2 separate regions of the Homo sapiens genome follow, and region 1 is linked to region 2. The links are chromatin loops, found by intact Hi-C in ENCODE. Cell type or tissue: CD14-positive monocyte. All regions are shown on one strand. Each heading gives the region's core, and the rest is flanking DNA. Links, peaks and the distances in the headings are about the cores only. Region 1 has its middle 90 kb from the start of RGMA. Region 2 overlaps LOC105370982 (a long non-coding RNA gene).

Region 1 (6,736 bases), core at 543-5,542, 57 kb after region 2:
CTCTACTAAAAATACAAAATTAGCCGGGCGTGGTGGCACACACCTGTAATCCCAGTTACTCGGGATGCTGAGGCAGGATGAATGGCGTGAACCCGGGAGGCGGAGCTTGCAGTGAGCCGAGACTGCACCACTGCACTCCAGCCTGGGCAACAGAGCGAGACTCAGTCTCAAAAAAAAAAAAAAAAAAAAAAAAAGACTGATGGGTCTGATGGATCCCAAATGAGGGCTTTCACCTGCAACACAGGATCTATGGAGACACTGAAGATCTGCCCCCATACAATTGTGCTAATTGGAGGACCTGGCCTGAATCTTTCACTGCTTTCTTGAGATCTTACAGTTTTTATGAGTGACTCTGGCACAAGGGAAATGGATCAGATAGGAGTATTTAAAACTGGTTTGGGGAGAAGTTCTTCTCAGGTGACAAAAAAAATATAGCAACAACACTACCCTCCTGATGTCACACAATAAACGAACGCATCCTTTCTCTCCGCTCTCTGGGGCAGGCAATGTGAAGTCTGCCCTTCCTAGGACAGTGGGTTCCTCACTGTCCACTCCCCTATTTTCTGACTTTTCCCATGCTACTTCATTCCCCATCCCCAGATCTCCTCATCCTTCAATAATGATAATGGTAGAAATTATGCTGAAATTCACCAATGCATCCTCTGGAGCCAGGTACTGTATGCAGTGGTTTATATGAATTCCCTCATTTTGTCCTCCTGACAGCTCTGAGAGCCGAATTGTTGTCATCCCCATTTTGTAAATTAGAAAACCAAAGTTGAGTCTGCCTCTTCCACGAAGCCTTTCCTGACTGCCCCAGTGGATACCTTTGCTCCCTTCTCTCAATTCCTGCCCGTGTCTGGAGCCCAACGCAGTCACAGCATCAGGCACTGGTCTGTGATCCTAAACAACAGAAATGTATTTTGCTTATAATTTTGACAGCTAGGAGTCCAAGAACAAGGTGTTGGCAGGGTTGGTTTCTCTGAGGCCACTCTCTTTGGCTTGTTGATGGCTGTCTTCTCCCTGTGTCCTCACGTGGTCTTCCCTCTGTGTGTGTCCGCATCCTCATCTCCTTTTCTTTTCTTTTCTTTTCTTTTTTTTTTTTTTTTGAGATGGAATTTCGCTCTTGTTGCCCAGGCTGGAGTGCAATGGTATGATCTCAGCTCACTGCAACCTCCACCTCCCGGGTTCAAGCGATTCTCCAGCCTCAGCCTCCCAAGTAGCTGGGATTATAGGCGCCCACCATAACGCCCAGCTAATTTTTTTTTTTTTTTGTATTTTTAGTAGAGACAGGGTTTCACCATGTTGGCCAGGTTGGTCTCGAACTCCTGACCTCAGGTGATCCACCTGCCTCGGCCTCCCAAAGTGCTGGGATTATAGGTGTGAGCCACTGCACTGGGCCCTCTCCTTTTCTCCTAAGGACACCAGGCCCATCCTAAGGGCCCCAGTCTGGCTTAATTGCCTCCTTGAAGACCTTATCTTCAAATACAGTCACATTCCGAGGGACCAGGGGTGAGGACTGCGCGTATTTTGCAGAGACACAGTTCAGCACATGACCCCTGAATCATGGTTTGCAGCCCCCAGGAAAGAATGACACTTGTCACCCCCTCTGCCCATAAAGCAAGCCTGGAAGGTGAGGACAGCAGGCATTGTTATTTTTCTCTTCCCCACGGTTGCCCACACTTCCTGATGCTTGGAGGTGGCCCATCTCAGGTTACCGCTTTGCCTGGGGAGCTGGTGCAGCCAGAGTTGCAGCCCAGGCCTCGGATTCCACATTCTCTCCTCTTTTCAAGGCACAGCAAGAGACTGGAGAGACCAGTGCCTTTGCTCGATGTGACAAGTTAATAAAGTGTCCTCCTCTCTGGGCTGTAGTGCCAGTGTCTCCGCCGTGGGAACCTGGCAGTGTCTCTCCTGGCAGCCTCCACAGGCCCAGTGTCATTCTGGGACTCAGCACAGGTCTTCTCCATTTCTGCACCTGTACATTGCAGGTCACACCTGAGGATAGGACGACCTGAGGGCTGAGTGAGCTGACACGGTGAAGAGCTGCCAGCGCCTGCCCCAGTGGGGACTCCCTATTCTGTTCCGCATGCACCCAGGACTCCCCTTGAACACAGCAGTCTCCCCCTGCCTGGGGGACGGTGGGTCAGGGCCAACACTGTGCAAGAAGCCGTGGGAAGCCACCTCCACCCGCAACAAGCAGCTCAAAGCATCAGCAAGTCAAGAGCGTGGTTTTTAACTACAACAGGCAGAGAGGAAAGAGATGGTGAGTGTAAGGCTCTCACTCCCAGGCATTTACCAGGGCTCTGTGGTGCATCTCTTCCTTAGCTCACTCCTGGCCAGGATGTTCTTCCCTGACCCTGTTGCAGGTCACTGACGTCCCCAACCATGAGGACTTGTGATGGGCCCAGTGGGAGGTCGCAGCCAGGCACTATGATTGGGGGACTGAGTGGCTCTGAAAGATGTACCCTTCTTTCCCTTTCAGCTCAGAAGCAGCAGCCCCAGCTCTCGGCAGCTGGCTCCCTGCAAGCTGCTGCACACACGGCAAACCTCCTCTCCACGCCCGGCCCAGTGTGGTTCCCCCAGCAGATCAGGCCTGGCTGCCTCCGTGTCCACACCCTGACCTGCGGCTGAGGCCCATTTCTGTCTCCCGCGGTGATCCTACCTCCCAGCACGCTCCCATGTAGCTGTTGATTGTTCTCCTTCCCTTCCTCCCTTCCTCCCATCCTTTCTCCCTCTTCCCTGTCTGTGAATGGCATTTCTGGAGTGTGAGAGAGGCCCGGGACCGCAGGTATGTTTCCTGTCTGCCCGTTCTAATCAAAGGCAGATGCCTGCGGTGCGTCTGGCCTCGCAGAAGCGGAGAACCCATCCTCGGAGAGGGGCCAGAGGAGAACTGTGTGCTCCTTTATAGCTGCATGCTCGGGTAAGGGCTCTCTTTTTGCCTTTTACTATTTTAACTTCAGAAAGGCTACCCATCCTGTCTGGGGCTCCTGCCCTGCCTAGGACAGTAAGGTGGTATAGAATCGTCATCAGCTGTGAGCCCAGATAGTCCTGAGTTCAAATCCTGTGCCATCATTTCTTAGCTTCCCCTACCTTTCGTCCTCTGGAAAAAGGGGATGCTAGGTGAGGGACGAGGGAACAGTACAGCCACCAGCCCTGGCTTGCTGTTGGAGGGATGAGGCGGCAGAGCCCGCAGAAAGGTGGATACTTCATAGTGCCAGCCACGTTCCCGCCCCACCCCACAGTGCCCGAACCTGCAGGCGAGGCTGTAACCACGAGGAAAGCATCAGGGACCCGGTCACTCGTGCTCATGGACGACCTGCCCCTCCCAAGTCAAAGGTCGTCGCAGGAGAGCTGCCCGGGAAAGGAAGCGAAACCTGGCATTGTTCCAACAACCTCTTAGGCCCTGAATTTCTGTTTCTTAACAAAGTCACTGTTAGATTGTGTTGAAAAATAAGATCTAGGCTAACTTCCTTCTTGGGTCTTGGGACACTTTCTTGCTGTTATATGATCAAGGTGGGGGCTGCATAACTATTCCCCGCTGCACATACTCCCTCCCTTCCCCCTCAACTCCCTCCTTCCCCAACGCCCCCCACCCAGTGCAATCTACTTACTGTCTCTCCCACAGTGTTCCCCTAACAGGTTCCTGCTGGCACAAAGGGTCCCACCTTTGAAGACCTTTGGGTTTAAATCCCAGCTCAGTTCCTAACCAGCTGTGTGACATAGGAAAGTTGCTTAACCTCTCTGAGTCTCAGGATCGCCATCTGCAAAATCAAAGGGCTGATGGCAACATCTTCTTCTCAGGACTCATGGAAAATTAAACGAGCGCTGCTTCCAAAGATGTTTGTGCAGGGTGGAAACTCAGCACAGGGTCGTGTCCATTTCACAGCCTTCCAAGGGCTGCAGCCTAAATGTCTCCAGCCACGGGAGAGGATGACAGCTGCCCTTCTGTGGCAGGCCTTGGAGTAAAACTCCCAAACCATCCCCAGCCAGCAGAGGCTGCCCAGCCCAGCCCCTCCAGCAGGGCGGCTCCATAGACTACAGGGCAATACGGCCCAGAGGCTGTCCCTGTCCACTCCTGTTGCGCCAAGCTGGCTCCGGGAGGGGCTGGTGACTGGGAAAGATGCTACAGACACAAGTTTGATTTTTCATTAAATCCTCTAAACATTGTGAAAGGAAAATAAATATTGGGACCCCAAAATCACTAAGCCAAAGGATAAAGTCAAGCTGGGAACTGCTTAGGGCAAACCTGCCTCCCATTCTATTGCTAAAAAAAAAAGATGGCTACTAAGATTCAAAAGCTACATACCTCCCTCACAAGGAATTTCCTTCTGGACAAATGACAGACAGAACTCAAAGTCATCCCTCTGCTCGCCGAGATAAATGCATATCTGATTGCCTCCTTTGGAAAGGCTCATCAGAAACTCAAAAGAGTTTCACTGGGCTCCGTGGCTCATGCTTGTAATCCCAGCACTTTGGGAGGCCAAGGTGGGCGGATCATGAGGTCAGGAGATCAAGACCATCCTGGCTAAAACGGTGAAACCCCGTCTGTACCAAAAAAATACAAAAAAATTAGCCAGGCGTGGTGGCGGGTGCCTGTAGTCCCAGCTACTTGGGAGGCTGAGGCAGGAGAATGGCGTGAACCCAGGAGGCGGAGCTTGCAGTAAGCCGAGATTGCACCACCGCACTCCAGCCTGGGCGACAGAGCGAGACTCCATCTCAAAAAAAAAAAAAAAGAATGCAACCATTTGTCTCTCACCTACCTATGGCCTGGAAGCCCCTCCCTGCCTAGAGTTGTCCCGCCTTTCTGGACAGAACCGATGTACATCTTACACATATTGATTGATGTCTCATGTCTCCCTAAAATGTATATCATATGGTTTGGTTGTGTCCCCACCCAAATCTCATCTTGAATTGTAGCTCCCACAGTTCTCAAGTGTTGTGGGAGGGACCCAGTGGGAGATGATTGAATCATGGGGCCGGTTTCCCCCATACTGTTCTCGTGGTAGTGAATAAGTCTCACGAGATCTGATGGTTTTAGAAGGGGTTTCCTTTTTGGCTTGGCTCTCATTTCCCTCTTTGCCTGACACCATGTATGACATGCCTTTCACCTTCCATGATTATGAGGCCTCCCCAGCCATGTGGAACTGTGTGAGTCCTTTAAACCTCTTTTTCTTTATAAATTGCCCAGATTCGGGTATGTCTTTATCGGCAGCATGAAAACGGTCTAATACATGTATAAAACCAAGCTGTGCCCTGACCACCGTGGGCAAATGTCATCAGGACCTCCTGAGGTTGTGTCATAGGCATGCGTCCTTAATGTTGGCAAAATAAACTTCCTAAATTGACTGAGACCTGTCTCAGATATTTGGGGTTCACAATGTCAAAGGTGATGCTTTATGGAAAATGTAGGTTGGCATTATGGAAAATCTAGAAAACATATACAAAGTCAAACGTATTTTGAAAATCTTATGATCAACCCCACACTGTGAATGATGGAGTCTTTTTCCATCCTCCACCTCTGACTTTGGCTCACTGGTTGATGACATCTTATTGTACATCCTGCTTTGTATCCTGACTTTGAGCCTACCATTATACAGTCATCAGCCCAAGGAAACGGTCTCACTATTTCCCAGTTTTATTGATGAAGATATTCAGGCTTTAAATAAGTTGGCCAAGGTCATAGAGGTCAAGGTCATATGGAAGAGCCACTTGCCTCCTTTCCACAGGCTGCTGATGGTGATCTCCACTTCTGAGAAACAACCACAAATAATAACAAAAGAACTATTAACCCTTGGCCTTCAAAGAGCACTTTATTCTCTGAGAAGTACTTTTATTACTGTTATTTCTTCCTGTCCTTCAAACACCCCTGCAAGACAGACAGGAAGGCTACCAGTATTTTCAATTTGTAAATGAGGATCCAAGAAGTGAATGACTTGGCCGTAGTCATGGAGGTGGAGGCGAAATAAAAGACGCAGGCTATGCCCTTTGCGTGCCCCACCACCTTCTCAGATGGCGCTGGGCTACCTCCCAGGGCTTAGGCAGAGTGAAGAAGAAGAGATGAAAGCTAAGATGAGGCAAACAGGAGGTGAGAGAGAAGTTCTGTCAGGAAATTCACAGGAGGGCTGCAGAAAACTCATCTTTGCCCGCAATGCCTACTCCAGCCGGATATTAACACAGTGGGCTCCACACCAACATTCTGATAGATTCTGAGCTACAAGCTTCCAGAATATTAGCAGCTGAGCTCCTCCCCCTCGGGCCAAATATGCCACCAAAAAGCTGTTTCCCAGGTGATTTATTGTAGGTCAGAACCCTAATCAAGCTCCAATTCAATTTAACTGCTGGTGATTTTAGCACAGTGCTCTGAGCTTCCATTTAAATGCAAGGGGAATTGACTTTTGGAGTAACAGCTTCAGGGGAGGCTTTCTTCCCATGCCTAGATGGAGCAGAAGCTCACACTGTGCACCCAGCAATGAACTGGGACCCTTTTGGAGGCACCTGACTCGGGCTTCTGGATTCTGTCAGGAGGCAGATGTGCCATTACCAAGAGGCCAGGCATTAGAAAGTGCTCAGCACGGTTCTCGCAGGGCAAAGGCAGCCCCCTGCTCAACTCACTCATACCTGAGGAGATGTGAAGCAAAGGTCACGGAAGGCCCAAGGTACTCCTGGCACCCCTAGACCCCAAAATACAAAGGACCAACAGCGCCATCAGGCACACACTCTCTCTCTCTGCCCCTTGGTC
Region 2 (6,736 bases), core at 1,185-6,184:
GGAAGCCAGCCAGGACCCAAGCAAAGAAACTGGGGGCAGAAGGACACAGCAAAGAATTGTCGCTAGGGAATTGTATTCCTCACGAAGCCGACAGTCCAGGCAGGGGGAGGCAGGCCAGGGAGGCCGCACTGCAAGAGTCTGAGGGCCTCCCTTAGTTGCCACTTCCACACAGAGATGAAGATGGCGTTCAAAATGGCGGAGGGCGCCAAGGCTGGGAGCACTGAGCAAGCCACATGCCCAGCCGGATGGGGCAGAACAAACTGACAAAAATGGCCTTGGCCTGTCAGAAACTACTTCCAAGAGTCACCTTGGATGGGAAATGTTCAAAATGACAGCATTAGGCTGGCAAGCCCCACCCTGAGTCTCCAAACTAGGTCCAGTGTGCCTGCTCCAAACTCTCAGAGCCTGCGATTCATTCCCCATGAACACTTACTGCCGTCGGTCATTACACTTTTATTTCGTGACGATTTGCTCAGTGTCTATCTCTAAGCTCTGTGAAGTCAGGTCCTGCCTGGTTTCACAGGTATTGTGTCCCCAGGGCCGAGCACACTATCTGGGCTGAGCAGGTGTGAAACACATATTTGTTGAGGGAATGAATATTCTCTCCACCTCACAGACGTGGATACTAAGATTCCACTGCTAGTGCGCGACAGAGGAATACGCAAACCCAGATTTAATACACTTCTGAACCAGCGGTTCTCAAACTTCCGCTACAACAGAATCACCCAAAGGGCTCGTTAAAAATCACAGAGTTCGGGGCCTCAACTCCAGGGTTTCTGTCGCAGTAGGTCTGGGGAGGGGCCAAAGAATGCAGAATTTGTGCTTCTGTCAAGTTCAGCCAGATGATGCTGATGTTGCAGACAGGTCCAGTCTGGGGACTGTCCAGGCTCCTCGTCTCTGAGCACCTCCCCCCAGCTGGGTGCATTTGGTGGCGAAGAAAAGTCAAGGCGAATTCACCCTTGATTCACAATTGTCTTTTGTTTGTTTGTTTGTTTTTGAGTGTTTACTCAAGGCTTATATTCACGTCGTTAGAATCTGGTGTACCTCCTGGACTGTGAGGACCTCCTTCCTCCTCACCATCCTGATGACAGAGAGAGCAAGCTGCAGCAAAGCTGAGTCTCCCCGGGGGGCTGGCCAAGGCTCCAAATGAACTGGCGGCCCAGAGGCAAAGGGGTCTGGGAGACCCTCTCCAATCCCAGCACAGCTGACTCATGTCCATAAAAAAGAGAAACATGAAATTCTGCCTAGAGAGAAATGGGCAGGCCGCAGTGCCCACCACAGCCCTGGAGATTTCTAGAACGCTCCCAGAGCCACACTTTCAGACACCCCACAGTCCACCTAACGTCCCCCTTTCTCCACTCTCTTCTTCCCTTCAGAGCATTTCAACAAACTCCCAAACAAACCTCCACATAGCTGTAAACTCACATTTCGGTGTGAGAACAAATGATACAGATTTTGCATCATGTACAGCTGGTTCCATACAAACGATAAATATTTCAGCCTGTGAGTTCTATTTCTATTTTGAGTCCCAATCCACAGAAAAGACACTTATACTGACTTCCTTTATCAGGAACAGTGGCCATAAAAAATATAACTCCCTGTCTTCCAAAATGGTTGAACTATGATTCCTCAGAACCTAAAAACAGAAATACCATTTGGCCCAGCAATCCCATTACTGGGTTTATACCCAAAGGAATATAATATATCATAAAGGCACGTGCACTCATGTGTTCATTGCAGCACTATTCACAATCACAAGGACATGGAATCAACCTAAATGTCCATCAATAGTAGACTGGATAAAGAAAATGTGGTACATGTACATCATGGAATACTATGCAGCCATAAAAAAGAACGAGATCATGTCCTTTGCAGGATCATGGATGGAGCTGGAGGCCATTAACCTTAGCAAACGAACGCAGAAACAGAAAACCAAATACCACACATTCTCCCTTATAAGTGGGAGCTAAATGATGAGAACACATGGACACATAGAGGATAACAACACACACTTTGGCCTATTGGAGGGTGGAGGGTGGGAGGAGGGAGAGGATCAGGAAAAATAACTAATGGGTACTACGCTTAATACTTGGGTGATGAAATAATCTGTACAACAAACTCCCATAATACAAGTTTACCTAGGTAACAAACCTGCACATGCACCCTGAACTTAAAAAATAAAATATAAACATATGTAACTCCCTAGTTAATGGCTCATTTCAGGGTTAAGATCCCATGTCAGAGGTGTTACATGTAAAAGCAGTTCCATGGGGGCGGGAGGGGGAGAGAAATCTGAAAGATTTTAAACAAAAACTATCAGGTAGAGCAGGATTGGAGAGTTGGAGGAGATGCCCGGAGTAAGTTTTTTTGTGTTTTTGTTTTGTTTTGTTTTGTTTTTTGGGGGGGACAGAGTCTCGCTCTGTCTCCCAGGCTGGAGTGCAGTAGTGCGATCTCAGCTCACTGCAACTTCCACCTCTAAGGTTCAAGCGATTCTCCTGCCTCAGCCTCCCAAGTAGCTGGAACTATAGGCTCCCGCCACCGCGCCTGGCTAATTTTTTGTAGTTTTAGTAGAGATGGGGTTTCACAGTGTTAGCCAGGATGGTCTCGATCTCCTGACCTTGTGATCCGCCACCTCGGCCTCCCAAAGTGCTGGGATTACAGGCGTGAGCCACAGTAAGTGTTTTTTCAGCTCATTACTAGCCAACGCTAAGGCGACCTACAACACTCATTCACGTGCATTTCACACACTGGAATTTTGGAAAGAATTATGCTGTGACTGAGGTTTACCCCAGCACAATTAGGGAAGTAAGGATTTGTGTCTATTGTTCTAACTGTTAATTAACTGTGTCAACAAGATTGTAGAGAAAAAGTTTTAAAGCCTCTTAAGAAGACAAAGAGTTTTTAAGCATCCCTGAGTACTTTAGGAATACCCAAGGATTTAAATTGACAATGATAAACCATCACTAATTACAGTCATTCTTAACTGATTCTCACCAAGGATCTCTTTATTAGATAACACTTGTTAACCTGGTTTCAACTACAGCATGTACTTAAGGAAGATTAAATTCAATTTAATTCAGATCTGCGCTTCCCGAGTTTCCTAGAATATGTCAAGTAATGAGACTGATTACCCTGAAATATGCTATTCTTCAAATTGGCCCTTTCCCATTGACTCAAAATGGTCAGATTTGAGTCTGCGTCCAAAACTTGTAAACACAAAAATACAACTTTATAATACATTGTATTACAATTGCTAGGATGTCCCAAAGCAAGGACCACAGTCACATCTTTGTATCCCCAGCACCTAGCACAAGGCTCATCCCAGGTTTGCAGAAAGAATTTGCAAAGACTCACAGAAACCACACAACCTCAACAATGGATCGTTCCAGAGGAAGAAAGGCGAGGAAGTCACGTGTCAGTTTTTGAAAACAGGACTCGCTTTCTTTCACTGCATGTTTCTGATGAGCAGACACTGACTTAGGGTTTTTAGTTGCTTTATCTTACTCAAGTCTCAGGACAATGAGGAACATTCTCCCGCGCAACTATTTCGCAAATACAGGGAAAGGCAACAAGGCTGTTACGTGGGGAGGATCTGTCCAGATCCACGTCAGTTCCCCCAACCAATGGGCTCCAAGCTTTCGTGCAGGTCCAGCCCACACTGAGCCTGGGTCCACATATCCTGGGGCCTGGGACCTTGTCAGTGGTTTTGACCATTTCAGAAATTAAAAGACAGGAGAAGGCTTACAGTGACCAACGGTGAGGAAGAAGGGAGGGGCAGGTCAGGGAACGAGAGTAAAGAGGAAGACGGAGGAGAGCTTTGTGTGAAACGCACCAAGGATTGCCTCATTTTGTCTCCTTTGTGTCGTCAAAGCAGTTTGGCCAGGCAGAATGACTGCCCTGAACAAACGCACGAGTCCTGTTCACCTGTCATTGTGATCTTTCAGTGAATTAGCTGAGTAGTAATAAGTACAATGGGTGTTTAACCCATTGTAGTTAGTAACATTATTGTTGTTTAAAGTATTGTTCTTCACTTAGAATCAAGTAGATTTTGAAATGAGAACAGGAAAATGTAATCAGAGTTTGCAAGGATTGTTTCAATAAAATGAAATTGGTAAAAGAACTACAGCTTAAGAAAGCAGGTCACGATTTTTAGAAGACATAAAAATCTCAGAGGAGAAAATTCTAACTTTTTTTTTTTTTTTTTTTTTTTTTTTTTTTTGAGACAGGGTCTCACTGTGTTGTGCAGGCTGTAGGGCAGTAATTCAAGCTCAGCTCGCTTCAGACTCAAACGCCTGGGCTCAAGCGATCCTCCCACCTCAGCCTTCTGAGTAACTAGGACTCCCGGGGCTCGCCACCACACCTGGCTAATTTTTAAAATTCTTTGTTGAGACGGGGTCTCATTATGTTGCCCAGGCTGAAACTGAATTCCTGGCCTCAAACGATCCTCCCATCTCACCCTCCCAAAGTGCAGAGATTACATACGTAAGCCACCATGCCCCACCCAAAAAAATTCTTAAAACCAGATTCCAGAGTCAACATTCCCAGAGGTTAGACTAGTGTGAGGTCTAGACTTTGCATAGCTCACCCCCAGTGCCCAAGCAGTTTATTCATTCATTAAACACCTACTACATGCCAAGAGGTATTCTAGATGCTGGGGATATGACAGGGCACAAAGCACTTAAAATCCCTGCATCAGAAAGCTTCCATTCTAGATTAAGAAGACAGGCTGTAACTAGATAAACATATAAATAATGTGCCAGACAATGATAAGGATTATGATAAGGAATAAAGCAGAGTTAGAATGAGGTATGATCCCTCTTTGAATTGGGTGTTCTGGGAAGCTTCTTTAACAAGGTAACAAAACAGAGTCCTACACAGATTTCTAGGGGGAAAGCATTCCAGATAGAAGGAACACCAAACGCGAAGACACTTGAAATTCTAGTGCAACTGACTTCAATTGATTAAAGAGCATTTGCTGTGTGCCGGATGCTTTACAGCACTGATTTTATTTCAATGATACAGCAACTCTGCACCACTAATTATTATTACTTCCATTTTATGCACTGCTACATCGAAGATTTAGCCACAAGCCTAGCAAAGGGTGGACCTGTAGTTGATGGATGAACCTGGAGGTTGATAGCATTTCCGCAAGCCCAATGCTTTAAGGATTCTACTGTGGGGATCGAGTCCCTCCTGAAAGGCAGTAAATCTGCAGAGAGGTAAGTAAACACTGATTTAACTCTCTGATAGCACGTTAATGCAGCTGTCTAAAATGATATTTAGGAAGATTTTTCCTTATTTGAGTATGTGCAATGCAGTATTAAAAGAGTGTAAGAATTGTATATGTAGAATAAATTTAACTATGTAACAAAAAACCGCACAAGAATATATAATGCAAGGGAAATAAGTAAAAATATAAGCTGTGTGGTTGCGTCCTAAGTGCTCCATTTCTTTAATTCTTCACTTGTCAGTACTTCCAAAATAAGTCTCTTTTTTTAAAATTTATTTATTTTTTTGAGACAGAGTCTTGTTCTGTTGCCCAGGCTGGAGTGCAGTGGCACGATCTCAGCTCACTGCAAGCTCCACCTCCCGGGTTCACACCATTCTCCTGCCTCAGCCTCCTGAGTAGCTGGGACTACAGGCGCCCGCCACCATGCCCAGTTAATTTTTTGTGTTTTTAATAGAGACGGGGTTTCACCGTGTTAGCCAGGATGGTCTTGATTTCCTGACCTCGTGATCTGCCCGCCTCGGCCTCCCAAAGTGCTGGGATTGCGGGTGTGAGCCACCGTGCCCGGCCCAAAATATATCTCTTATGATAAGCAGGTAGGTATTAATATTTCTTTATCAGGAAAAATCATGAGAAATATTGCAAAAAGTGCATAGCCTTCTCCTTTGTCAGACCATATCTGGAGCTGTGACCACAACCCCACTGCAGGTATGTGTGGCCACCCCATTCGTAGTAAGTCTTCCATGTTACACTCCCTTCCCACACATTTTCCTTAAGAGAAGCCCTGAGCAAGGCTCAGTCAATGGTCCCCAGAGACAGGATCTGGCTGCTGCTCACCTGGCTGCCAAGGGAGGGAAGGAGCATGTGATATCTCCATCCATCACGTGGCTGGCCCATGGAGACACATTTTACAGGAGATATGCGAGCTCCACTTGCAAATCCTTCGGTTTCACTACTATAAATTCTCCTGGCTCTGATTAATAAAATATAATAGTAATTCCTAGAATATTGGCCTATTATCCAAAGTCAATGACAGAGCAATCAAAATCAGAATGAGTTATGGGGCCCAAGGATATGGTTGAAGATGAGGATGGGTAATTTCTGGCTTCCAAAGAAACACTAGAAGCATTAGGCCCAGGTAACAAATCAAAGGAATAATATTCAAGCTAGTTGTTTAAATTGCTCGAAGAGTAATAATAGGTTTATAAGGCAAATATTATAATATTTAAAAACCAGATATGAATGAAGTATCAGAGAAGTTAGGTGGACATTTGATGGGTTACAAACTGAGCCACATTGGTTGAATTTTCTATATTGTGTTTACTTCCTTCTCCTCCTGATGTATTTTTATCTTAATTTTGTTTAGTTTGAGTCTGTGGAGTTCTAGGTTGGCAGTTCTAGATATAGTTTCTTCTTTTATCAGGTAAAAATGATGCTACACATTTAACCAGACGTGACTGGGCCATTTTGAGGATAAAAGTTTCACGTCTAGTCAGCCAATGTTAAAAC

Evidence for each region. A loop is a pair of places that touch in the nucleus more often than their neighbours do. Peaks named below come from ENCODE experiments on the same cell type or tissue, not always from the same donor. Only the 100,000 strongest peaks of a DNase experiment are listed, where the experiment ranks them.
Region 1: a loop joins it to region 2, with 1.9 times the contacts of the local background. A loop is called at or near these places in 2 of 110 quality-filtered maps.

What each region holds. Positions count from the first base shown.
Region 1 is chr15:93,175,845-93,182,580 of GRCh38, reverse strand. No RefSeq gene overlaps it. Among named protein-coding and RNA genes, the nearest start is that of RGMA, 90 kb to the right of the region's middle. RefSeq lists enhancers at 1-17, 1,569-2,106, 2,107-2,645. In CD14-positive monocyte, for the core only: no CTCF peak of the experiment used is centred there; a DNase peak (open chromatin) is centred at 3,360; H3K4me3 peaks cover 574 bases; H3K27ac peaks cover 1,581 bases.
Region 2 is chr15:93,233,252-93,239,987 of GRCh38, reverse strand. The region is part of intron 4 of LOC105370982 (a long non-coding RNA gene); the gene reads right to left. Among named protein-coding and RNA genes, the nearest start is that of RGMA, 150 kb to the right of the region's middle. In CD14-positive monocyte, for the core only: no CTCF peak of the experiment used is centred there; DNase peaks (open chromatin) are centred at 2,757 and 3,617; H3K4me3 peaks cover 1,667 bases; H3K27ac peaks cover 2,694 bases.